3 separate regions of the Homo sapiens genome follow, and regions 1 and 2 are each linked to region 3. The links are chromatin loops, found by intact Hi-C in ENCODE. Cell type or tissue: mammary epithelial cell. All regions are shown on one strand.

Evidence for each region. A loop is a pair of places that touch in the nucleus more often than their neighbours do. Peaks named below come from ENCODE experiments on the same cell type or tissue, not always from the same donor. Only the 100,000 strongest peaks of a DNase experiment are listed, where the experiment ranks them.
Region 1: a loop joins it to region 3, with 25 times the contacts of the local background. A loop is called at or near these places in 11 of 110 quality-filtered maps.
Region 2: it touches region 3 in a loop (5-fold over the local background); 32 of 110 quality-filtered maps call a loop at or near these places.

Annotation. Positions count from the first base shown.
Region 1 is chr22:23,954,909-23,958,908 of GRCh38, reverse strand. GSTT2B (glutathione S-transferase theta 2B) reads left to right here. Exons shown (of 5, transcript NM_001080843.4): 3 at 208-358; 4 at 451-624; 5 at 977-1,495. The coding sequence ends at 1,186. Among named protein-coding and RNA genes, the nearest start is that of GSTT2B, 4.3 kb to the left of the region's middle. RefSeq lists enhancers at 1,810-2,417, 2,418-3,025, 3,026-3,633. In mammary epithelial cell, a CTCF peak has its summit at 2,162 (motif pointing right); a DNase peak (open chromatin) is centred at 2,188.
Region 2 is chr22:23,384,332-23,388,331 of GRCh38, reverse strand. No RefSeq gene overlaps it. Among named protein-coding and RNA genes, the nearest start is that of LINC01659, 47 kb to the left of the region's middle. RefSeq lists an enhancer at 1,299-2,281. In mammary epithelial cell, a CTCF peak has its summit at 2,251 (motif pointing right); no DNase peak of the experiment used is centred here.
Region 3 is chr22:23,537,673-23,541,672 of GRCh38, reverse strand. LOC124900476 (endogenous retrovirus group K member 5 Gag polyprotein-like) reads right to left here. Exons shown (of 2, transcript XM_047441690.1): 2 at 1-2,912. The coding sequence starts at 2,799. The coding sequence ends at 928. PCAT14 (prostate cancer associated transcript 14) reads right to left here and starts at 3,571. Exons shown (of 4, transcript NR_109832.1): 1 at 3,349-3,571; 2 at 2,835-2,912. RefSeq lists enhancers at 1,757-2,051, 1,777-2,071, 2,759-3,373 and a silencer at 3,257-3,551. In mammary epithelial cell, a CTCF peak has its summit at 1,900; a DNase peak (open chromatin) is centred at 1,893; H3K4me3 peaks cover 197 bases.

The DNA of each region.
Region 1 (4,000 bases), 420 kb before region 3:
CAGCCAAGAGTCGGTGCCCAAGGCAACAAAGACAGGAGGAGACTCGTAGGAGGAGGGGGTGGTGTTGGGGAGCTGGAGATGGAGGGCGAGGCTGGAGGGCAGTCCTTCAAATGCAGAGAAGCCCCCGGGCCCCACTGGCAGATGGGAGCAGTTAGGGGTAAATGCCTGGTGCCAGTGTCCTTATAGCCACTGCCCATTTGTTCCCAGCTCGGCCATCCTGATTTACCTGAGCTGTAAGTACCAGACGCCGGACCACTGGTATCCATCTGACCTGCAGGCTCGTGCCCGTGTTCATGAGTACCTGGGCTGGCATGCCGACTGCATCCGTGGCACCTTTGGTATACCCCTGTGGGTCCAGGTGAGGAGAGCCATCTGGAGAGTGATTGGCCATCAGGGAGTAGTTGGCAGTAGGCCGGGGCCATAGACTGACCCACTCTCTGCCCCCATCAGGTGTTGGGGCCACTCATTGGGGTCCAGGTGCCCGAGGAGAAGGTGGAACGCAACAGGACTGCCATGGACCAGGCCCTGCAATGGCTGGAGGACAAGTTCCTGGGGGACAGGCCCTTCCTCGCTGGCCAGCAGGTGACACTGGCTGATCTCATGGCCCTGGAGGAGCTGATGCAGGTGTGAGCTCAGCCTGTGGGCAGTGTCCCTCTTCGTGTCACACCCATGAGGCAGACAGAAACACTGAGGCCTGGAGAAAGCCAGAACTTTGCCCAGAATCATAGAGCAAGTCTCTGGATGATCTGGGGCCAGAACCCTGAACTTCTGCCTCCTGCCTGGGTGTGGGGTCTCACCCTGGCTGCTCTTGGGCTCTAAGGCTGAACATACTGCCTGGGCCCCTGTGGTCCATTCACTTAGGGGCTGGGGAATGGACCATGTCTCTGATACTTCTGCCCATGGTTCCAGCATTCGGGTCGGCAGTGACAACTGGGAAAGTTGTATGCCCACAACTTTTTCATCCTTGTCCCTACAGCCGGTGGCTCTCGGCTATGAACTGTTTGAGGGACGGCCACGACTGGCAGCATGGCGTGGACGAGTGGAGGCTTTCCTGGGTGCTGAGCTATGCCAGGAGGCCCACAGCATCATCTTGAGCATCCTGGAACAGGCGGCCAAGAAAACCCTCCCAACACCCTCACCAGAGGCCTATCAGGCTATGCTGCTTCGAATCGCCAGGATCCCCTGAAGGGTCTGGGATGGGGGCCAGGAGATTAGCAACAAGGATTCATTCTGTTACTTACTTGCCCCTTTTTATCTTTCCCTCTTGCCCCAGTCCCTTCTCTCCAGCTTCATGTGAAGCTCTGCACAGACAAGACACTCAGTGTCCTTGGCAGTGCTGCTACTCCTCAGGTGCAGCATACATAACCAGTAAGAGACTAAATCTGCAATATATAAAGAGCTCCTACAAATCAGTAACATGAAGAACACTCAAAAATTGGCAAATGTCATCAGTGTTTTAAACAGAATAAAGATTCCAAACACTTTGAATAGAGAACCAAGAGTTATTGGTTTTACTACATTGTTGTGTTATACATATGGAGTAAAAGTATGTGCTAGTAATCCTCATCATGGTTAATAACAAAGTAACCTCACAATAACGAGTCAACATAATTGTATCACCAGGGCAACAAAATGTTAAGTAAGTAACCAATTCGAATTGCAAACTGTTAAAGGATATAGGCGATGTTTCACAGGGCATAGCAACGGTCTTTGAAGTCTAGGAAACTTAAAAGATTTCTTTTAACAAGCATTCATGTCTTCTAGGACAGTTTTGTAATAACTGCAAATAGTAAGATTATACATTGTCACACAGACCTCCATGTATATCCATGGGATGGACCCCACCACAATGATTTTAACGGAGAGAACTTGATATAAAGAATTGGTAACCAGGCATTAGAGAACTCCGAAGACAGAGAGAATCCAGATTAACACGGAGGTAAACACTGCAAGAAGCTACCACCCCTAGGGCTGGGGGATCAAGGGAGGAATTAGGAAGACCAAGATGCTGGAGGGGCCCTGAAGAATTCAAACCTCCAAGAAAGGTGTTGCTCATCCCCCCTAGTATCACCTTCCAAGAAGGGCAGGTTTCCCCAGTTTGCCCTGAGGTCTTCACAGGAGGTCATGTGGCTGTGGATGCAGTTCTCAAATGTGACAGTAGATGTCACTGCCGACCAATAAACAGGATGTTCCAGACACACTCTGGGCTACCTGCCCACATGTCTTGTGGCCTTACGGCCCCCCATTTCCCAAGCCTGCCCTGTGCCCATCATGTGCCACTCTATCGGGGGACCTGCCCCAATAATCACGTAGGTTCTTTCCTATTTTTCCTAACCGTCAGCCGGCTTGAGAAATAAAGGGAGAGAGTACAAAAGAGAGAAATTGTAAAGCTGGGCATCCGGGGGAGACGTCACACGTTGGTAGGATCCGTGATGCCCCACAAGCCACAAAAACCAGCAAGTTTTTATTAGGGATTTTCAAAAGGGGAGGGAGTGTGCGAACAGGTGTGAGTGACAGACATCAAGTACTTAAGAGGGTAATAGAATATCACAAGGCAAGTGGAGGCAGGGCAAGATCACAGGACCACAGGACCGAGGCAAAATTAAAATTGCTAATGAAGTTTCGGGCACCATTGTCATTGATAACATCTTATCAGGAGACAGGGTTTTGAGACCAACCGGTCTCACCAAAATTTATTAGGTGGGAATTTCCTCTTCCTAATAAGCCTGGGAGTGCTATGGGAGACTGGAGTATATTTCATCTCTGCAGTCTCGACCATAAGAGACAGGCCACGCCCAGGGGTGCTGTTTATAAGCTGATACCTCCTGGTGCGTATTCTCTTTCTCAGGGACGTTCCATGCTGAGAAAAAGAATTCAGCGATATTTCTCCTATTTGCTTTTGAAAGAAGAGAAATGTGGCTCTGTTCCGCCTGGCTCACCAGCAGTCAGAGTTTAAGGTTATCTCTCTTATTCCCTGAACAATTGCTGTTATCCTGTTCTTTTTTCAAGGTGCCCACATTTCATATTGCTCAAACACACATCCTGTACAATGTGTGCAGTTAATGCAATTATTACAGGGTCCTGAGGCCATATACATCCTCCTTGGTTGACAGGATTAAGAGATTAAAGTAAAGACAGGCATAGGAAATCACAACGGTATTGATTGGGGAAGTGATAAGTGTCCATGAAATCTTTACAATTTATGTTTAGAGATTGCAGTAAAGACAGGTATAAGAAATTATAAAAGTATTAATTTGGGGAACTAATAAATGTCCATAAAATCTTCACAATCCACGTTTTTCTGTCATGGCTTCAGCCGGTCCCTCTGTTTGGGGTCCCTGACTTCCCGCAACACCACTCCTAGCCGGAAGTATTCCAAGTAACCATTGCAACTGTCCTGCCTTAAGGGTGCCTGGTGGTGGCTTCTGTCTTAGGTCCCATTCTGGCTCTCTCTTCCAGTGATTTCTCATATTTTGAGGGACACTCTGGCCTGCTTTCCTGGGCCTTTTCCATTACCACCCCCTCTCCCCATCAGGCACTGGGGATGGCGGCCACAGCCTGTGCCTTCTTGATCCATGCTGGCTGCCTTGGGATTGTTCCTTATTGGATGGTTTTGCTTTCAACAGACACTCCAATAAAGTACACGAAATAAAGAATAAAGTTAAACAGTCAGTCCTAGTGCTGTGTAGGTGGCAGTAAGTCTGGGAGAGCGACCTCAGCTGAACTAACCATGCTGTGCATCATTGTCAAGCGGGACCAGCAGGATCCTCAGGTCACCTGGCAGCAGGGGCAGGGAAGGGTCCCTAGAAGTGATCTTGAGTTGCACTTAGTGCTCTTGGCAGAGGGAAGGGCTCGGGCTAGCGCTGGAGGCATGAAGATGGGGTGTGTTCAGGGCTCTTCCGCAGTCCAGGCATGGGAAGGGGACGCTGAGGGCCAAAGGCTGAGGTGACACTGGGAAAGGAACTATAGGAAGGTAAGGACTGGCTTTCGGCCATGTGAC
Region 2 (4,000 bases), 150 kb after region 3:
AAAGGCCAAGCGCCCTGCCAAGCGGTGTCCTGGATTGGGGTGGGCGTGGGGGTTCGCCTCAGGTCCAGGCTCCGGGATGTCGTGCAGGACAGGGCGCGGCTGCGGCGGGGGCACTGGCTGGAAGCCGGAACTCCCGGCCTCGAGGGCGAAAAGTGTGGCCAGAGCAGTGTGCTGGGGGGGCCGTGGCCCCGTTGCCAGGCCGGCGCCTCCCTGGACATCATTTGCAACGGAAGCCGCTTCCTGCCCATGTTGCCACAGTGTCCAGATGGCCTCGAGGAGCCTGGTTCAGAGGGTCTGCCCTGTGCCCTTGCCCCTCCTCTGCTGCCCAGGAATGGGTTGGGAGGGCAAAGAGGAGGAGAGGCTGGGGCGCCCAGCATGGAGACCCGAGTCCTTCCTGCTGGAGCCGGGCTGCAGCGCAGGGCAGGGGCCAGATGGGGCTGTTCTGCTGTCTGCACTGCCGCCTTGATGTTCCATGCCCTAAGCTCGTTTTATTTATTTTCTATTTTTATTTTTTAAAACAGGATCTCACTCTGTTGCCCAGGCTGGAGTGCAGTGGTTCGATCACAGCTCATTGAAGCCTCCAACTGGGCTTGAGGGATCCTCCCACCTCAGCCTCCTGTGTATTGGGGACCACAGGTATGCGCCACCATGCCCAGCTAATTCTTTATTATTTTATTTTTGTGGAGACTGGGTCTCGCTATGTTGCCCAGGCTGGTCTTAAACTCCTGGCTCAAGTGATCTGCCCACCTCAGCCTCTCAAAATGTTAGGATTACAGGTGTGAGCCACCTTGCCTGTGCTTGGCTGTTCCCAAGCTTATCTCAAAAGCCAGGGAACAGGCCCTGAGTGGATGGAACTCGGTGTCACTGGGCTAGCCACAGCCCTCAGAGGACCCTATCTCTGTGCCCCCTCCTAACCTGGGCTCTTGGCCCACACCCACCCAGGCTGCCTGTCAGGGTCTACTCCCTCTCCAGCCCTCAGAGCTGCCCTATGGGGAGGGTTGGGGGTCCCAGGAAACCTGGCCGAAATGGCCATGGGCCCTGGCATGGGCACTACCCTTCATGTCCTCCCAGGGCCTGGGCTGTGGCCTGAGGTGTGAGTGCTCCTTTGCCTCAGGAGGGGAAGAGGTGCGTGGTGGCCTTCGGTCAGGGCCCATGGGGCTCCAAGGGTGGTCTTGGGCCTCCCAGGTTCCCCTAGACTCACAGCCAGGAGGACGGGTCTGCGGGGGGCTGTGTGAGGGATGCGGTGGCCTGCAGAGTGCCCCACCCTGTCCAGGGCCAGGGTGGCGAGTGGACACATGCCCCGAGTGCCGGGCAGCCTCCCCTGCCTTCCCACCCTGTGGGGCACCCCCGAGGGGACAGAGAACAGATGAGGGCTGGGTCCTGGGAACAGGGTGTGGGGGAAGGGCAGAGTGCTGGGGATGCTGAGCCCATGACCTCCCTGTCCCTGGGGCCTTCCCATGTCAGAGGTGAGGCTCAGAGAGGTAAGGGCTCACCTTTTGTCTGCCCCGTCCCCAGCATGGCTAAGCCGCTCCCAGGGTGCGGGCCATAGCAGGCCATTTGTCTCCCTCCTGGGTGAGGCTCTGGACACGGCTTTTCACATTTTTTATTTAGGAATCAGAGAGAGATAAGAATGTCACCTCTCATGGACAATGTGGCCCCAGTAAATGACTGTCAGCCAGGGTGTCCAGGGCTCCAAGGCCCCAGGAGGTGGCCATGCTGGGGCTGCCAGGCCCCTGGCTCCAGGGTTGCCGGGGCTGAACTGAACGTGCCCACCCCTGCCCAGGCCCAGGCTCCTCCCTGTGAGGAGCCCACCGGCTTGGCCAGTCCACCTTCTTGGCACTTCCTGCCCACCTGTCCCTTCTAGTCGGAGCCTGGGGAGACAGTGGAGCCTGGGGAGACAGTGTGGCGAGTGCCTGATGGTCGGTGCCAAGGTCATCTCCCAGGTCCTTGCTGGGGCCAAGAGCCAGGACTCCTTACCCGTCCCCTTAGCTGCCCTGTGCCTGCCCAGCACCTGCTGGGACTAGGCTGCCTATTGGAGCAGGAAACACGGTGCTGGGCTGTGAGCTCCCAGGGCCTGTCTGTGTGTCCCAGTATCAGGCTCCTGGGTTGAGAGAGAGATGGGGGGTGGGTGGGGAGCAGGTGAGGAGCGGCAGGCCCCCTGGAATCCCTCCATGGCCACCCCTTGGTCTCCGGGACTTGTGTGCGGCAGGTACGGGCTGGAGCTGTGGTGCAGTTCCCAGTTTCACCACCAGATGGCACTACGCCCCTGCAGACGCAGTGCCCAGAGCAGGCCAAGTGGTTTGGGAGCTGCAGCTGGAGCATCCAGCAGGGGAAGCTCTGGGAGGTCAGGGGCAGTGCTGGGGGAGCCACCTCCCCACTTGGATCCGAAGTTCTCATGGAGGCCTAGGGCAGGGGCTGACCAGGTAGCCAGAAGTTCCCTTGCTGAGTCTAGGGTGTCTGTCCCACATTTCACATGGAGACGAATCATCCCAGACACCCCGGCACTGTCCCGGGGCAGTTTGCCACCCCTCCCAAGGGGCAGGGCTCCTGTCTTGGGGTCTTCCCAAGCATAGTAGCCTTCGGGCAGCCCCGGCCTGGCCCCAGGTTGTCCCACTTGTCAGTGGGCAGCTGGGGCTGGGGGAGGGGTCCCAGCTCCTGTCCAAGGTCATGACTGCCCCTGACCAGGGTGTGGCAGCCGCTGTGGCCTGGGTCAGTGAGGCCGTGGATGGAGGGTGGCCCGGGTGTAGGCGCTGCTCTCAGCTAAGAGAGACCTCATTTGGAGGAAGAACCAGGAACCAGAGGGATGGCCGGGTTCCCAGCGAGCAGGAGGCCAGCTTAGGGTCAGCAGGGGCACCCTGCAGGGACTCCAAGAGGCAAACCAAACCACATGAAGAGTCATCTGAGAGGGAATGACGGAGGCTGGGGAGGTGGAGCCCCCACCTCCAACTGCTGCCTCGGCCCCCACAGCAGGGGAGGGTGGGAGGCTGGTCCTGGCTCTGCCCTGGGAGATGCCACCTGGGCCTTGGTCTGGGGAGGAGGGCTGGCCGGGAGGCTGGATACGGCCACTGCTCTGGAGTGACCACACCATTTCCACCCTGCTTGCCTCATTCTTCTCATGGGGGCCTCAAGGGGACACACCAGAGGTTTACTGGGGACAGGGCAGGGGAGGGATCTCAGCGCTGGCCTTCTGGGGCCCTGCGTCCACTCTGCCCCTTTCTGACCTGGGCTGGGGCCTCTGCTCTCCTCCGGGCCTGGAGACAGAGCCCTTTTGGAGGCCCTCAGGCCCGACAAGCCTGTTCCTTGGAGCCAGGCTGTGGGCTGGGTGTATTCTGGTGGGATGGGGGATCTGGGGCATGGGGTGGGAGTGGGGCTGGGAGTAGGTTGAGGTTGGTGCCTCAGGCTCTGTGGAATGGGACTGGGATGGCTGCAGACCCTGGGCTTTGGGGTCTGAGCCCAGCCCTGTCCCCAGGCAGGCTGCCCCCTGCAGCCCTGGATTCCCATGTTGGTTGGAGTTGCGATGAGAGGTTCTGGGGCCTCCTTTGCTTCTGTCCAGGACACACAGCTGAGAAGTCACGGTCTGCTGCCTGACTGTGGGGGTTTCAAGCCCCACTGGAGCATCCAGGCAGGCCCTTGGGCGGCAGGGCCTCGTGGGGGCAGGAGGGGACCCTGGGAAGTCGGGAACCAGGCCAGGGAGGGAGAGAAGGCAGGAGCACAGTTGTGGGTGTAGGCACCCACCCCGTCCCGAACGATGTTCCTCCCGGCCCACCCCACTCCAGTCCTCTGGGCCGGCTGCCAGAGGGTGCTGCTTGAGGCCACTTGCTTCCTCAGAAGAAGGTCTCACCTTCAGAGCCAGCCTTTGAGCTCCTGGTGACCTCAGCCTGTTGCCCTTGACCCTGAGTTTGCCTAGATCAAGTGGGAGGCCACTCTTTGGGCCTCAGTTCTCCCGTTCCCAGGGAGCAGGTCCTCTGTCCCCTGACAGCACCCCTCCTCGCTGTGCAGC
Region 3 (4,000 bases):
GGGAGCTATCCCATTTTAGTCATGATTTTTTTATTCCTGGGGCTGTATAGGGAGGCTGGGATAGTAATCTCTGCATGCCATTGTTGTAACAAGTCTCGGCCCCATAAATTGATTGGAATGAAGTGATCACAGGCTGAACCGTACTTTCTTGATTATCAGATCCTGGACAATGTAAAATCATGGCACTTTGATACACTTCTGAGGCAGTACCTATGCCGATGACAGAAACATCAGCCTGGGTATCCACTAATCCTTCAAACTCTTTCCCTGAATAGTGACTGTACACACGGGTCTATCCTCTGAGACCTGATTAGCCCAATAAGCAGCTTTTCCTGCAGGGTTGGTACTTCCAAACCCTCCTGTTCTTTCCTTTTTGTTTTCCCCAATTTTAACATAAGGCAAAAGCAGTAATTGAGCAATTCTATCACCTGGATTGGCACTCCGGGGAACAGTGGAGCTGATCACTAACTGAATTCCCCCTTTATAATCTGAATAAATTACCCCAGTATGAATTTGGACTCCCTTCAAATTTAGACTTGATCTCCCTCAAAGGCCTACCCTCCCTTCTGGCAGCGGGCCATATACCCCTCTAGGAATCTTTTGTGGGGGCTTTCCAGGGAGTAAAAAGACCATTTGGGTGGAACATAAATCTACTGCGGTGCTGCCTGCTGTGGCGCGGGACAGCTGTTGGATTGTTGTAATTGGCTGACTCCCTGAAGTGGTGGTATTTTCTGTAGGGGTTGTTGTCCTTGAAAACCCTGAGGAACAAACAGTTTAACTGGGAATGCCCCAGTTTGTTGGGGGGCCTGAGGCTGGCCCCTCTTCCTGTTTCCAGACAATGGTTGCCCATCTTTATCAAATTTAGAATGACATTGATTGGCCCAATGTTTTGCTTTTCCACATTTTGGACACAGGCCAGATGGCTTTTTATTTTTTGCTGTTAATAGCTTGATTTATTATATTCTGTTTATTTAAGCCTGGGCAACTCCTTTTCAGATGACCGATTTGACCACAATTATAACATTTTTTCCCAAATGTTCTAACTTGTCCTCCTAGAGTGAGCCCCCTCATTGCTTGAGCCATTAGCATTGCCTTATGCATAGCTCCTCCAATCCCATCACAAGCCTTCACATATTCTGTAATTACATCAACTCCTGCTGGAACTTTTCCTTTTAATGGCTTTATGGCCGACTGACATTCTGGATTTGCATTTTCATAGGCCATTAATTCTACAATAACTTTTCGGGCATTGTCATCTGTAATAGACTTTTGAGCAGCATCTTGTAATCTTGCCACAAAGTCAGGATATGGCTCTTTAGAGCCTTGTCTAATTGAATTAATAGGGAAAGCTGTTCCTGGGTCCTGAATTTTTCCCCAGGCCCTGAGGCAAATAGCCCTTACTTGTTCAATAGCCTCATTCTGCATCACTGATTGTTGGTTAATGGTGCTCCAATTTGGACCTGTTCCTAACAATTGGTCTGCGTCTATATTAACAGTGGGCTTAGTAGCCTGATTTTTTCGTACCTGTTCTTGTACTCCATCAATCCACCAGGTTTTAAACTGTAGATACTGAGAGGATGAAAGGGAAGATTTGGCCAAAATTTCCCAGTCATAAGGAGTAAGTCTATTTCCATGAGCAATGGAATCTAATAATGTTCTTATATAAGGGGAGTTGGATCCATATTGTTTAACTCCTTCCTTTATATCTTTTAACATTTTCATGGTGAAAGGTTCACATCTAGTCTCAGCTCGGGCAGGCGCTCCTACTTGAGTCTCTTCCCCGGCCTGTACCAGTTGTAAAATTACCAGGAACCGCCATGCCTCAAGATCGCCCTGTTTTCTGGCTTCATCAATGACTGCATGCAGTGCACCACCCTGTCCACTACGTGATGCTGTAGGATTAAGTCTCACAGTGGGCGGCTGAGGATACAGCGCCGCGTCCTGTGTTGCTGGTGAATTAGACGCCATCGCTGTGGGTTGCTGGTATGGTGCCGTGCTATTTGGCACAGGACACACCGCTTGAGGTCTGTATTGAACCTCTGAAGGAGGCCGATACTGAAGCTCGGTTGGCAGCCGGTATTGATAAACTACCAGCGGTTGGGTCTTATTTTCTACCGGCTGATATTGTGGATACTGTATCTGAGTTGGCATTGCCGGGATAGAGACTCTGTCCCTTTCTACTTGATTTTCTCTTGGGGTTTGTGCTTGTCTAACCTGCGTTTGAGGTTGTAATGTTACAGGCATCTGAACCACGGGAGGAGGAGTTGATGGCGATCGTGGTTTAGGCTCTGATGGCCCCAATGATTCTGGACCTCCTTCCCCCAATTTTGATGATTCAGGGTATATTATCTCCTGTAATTGACTGTAGTCAACATTTTGCGTTGACTGAGCCATTACAGACTCTGCTACATATTTACAATGTGAACTTTCCGTTCCTTGCTGGGATTCTGTCCCTGCCTCTTCTTCACAATCTGTTACACAGCTTTTAGGGGCATCAGAAACTGAAACAATATCTTCTCCTGTTTGAAATGGTTCTAAAGTTGCTTTAATAATGGCCCAATCATTCCATACTGTAAGTGGGATGATTTTACCTTCCCTATTTGCTTGTTTTAATTCTTTGCCAATTTTTTCCCAATCTTTTAGATCTAAAGTTCCCTGTTCTGGAAACCATGGGCAGAATTGTTCTATTGTTTGAAATAGCGTAATTAGATTTTCTGTAGAAGCTCTAACTCCCCCTCTTCTTAAAAGAATTTTAATAAAGCTGAGATAAGAGGCATATTTACTTTCAGTTTGCCCCATCGTTACCCTGGGTTCCTCTAAGCACACAAGCTTACCGCAAGGCTGACCGTGGACGTACTTGGGACTCTCTCGTCAACTTGTCCTCAATGACCACACTGTAGAGTACCTTCACCCTAGAGAAAGGCACCCACATTGGGCATCAGATGAAGGGGGCCAGCCCCTCCACACCTGTGGGTATTTCTCGTCAGGAGGGATGAGAGACTGAGGAAAGAAATAAGACACAGAGACAAAGTATAGAGAAAGAACAATGGGCCCAGGGGACCAGCGCTCAGCGTACGGAGGATGTGCACCGGCCATGGTCTCTGAGTTCCCTTGGTATCTACAGATTACTATTTTCACTATCTCAGCAAGGGGAATGCGGTGGGAGAACAGGGCGATAGTGGGGAGAAGGTCAGCAGGAAAACATGTGAACAAAGGAATCTGTGTCACAAGTTCAAGGGGAGGTTCTGTGCCCAGATGTGCACATAGGCCAGATTTATGCTTCTCTCCACCCAAACATCTCAGTGTAGCAAAGAGTAACAGAGCAGCATTGCCGCTAGCATATCTCACCTCCAGCCACAGGGTGGTTTTCTTCTCTCAGAATAGAAGGAATGTACTATCGGGTTTTACACCAAGACATTCCATTCCCAAGGACATGCAGGAGACGGAGGCCTTCCTCTTATCTCAACTGCAAGAGGCCTTCCCCTTTTACTAATCCTCCTCAGCACAGACCCTTTACGGGTGTCGGGCTGGGGGACGGTCAGGTCTTTCCCTTCCCACGAGGCCGTATCTCAGGCTGTCTCAGTGGGGGGAAGCCTTGGACAATACCCAGGCTTTCTCGGGCAGAGGTCCCTGTGGCTTTCCGCAGTGCATCGTGCCCCTGATTAATGGAGAATGGAGAATGGCGATGACTTTTACCAAGCATACTGCCTGTAAACACATTGTTAACAAGGCACATCCTGTACAGCCCTTGATCCCTTAAACCTTGATTCCATACAGCACATGTTTCTTTGAGCACAGGGTTGGGGCTACAGTTACAGGTTAACAGCAGGTCAAGGCAAAATAATTTTTCTTAGTACAGCTCAAAATGGAGTTTATGTCTTCCTTTTCTACATAGACACAGTAACAGTGTGATCTCTCTTTCTTTTCCCTACACAAACAGCCGCGTGGCCCAGCCAGGTCCATCCCCTTGGCAAAGTCCCGCTGGGTCCCGGGTGCTGGG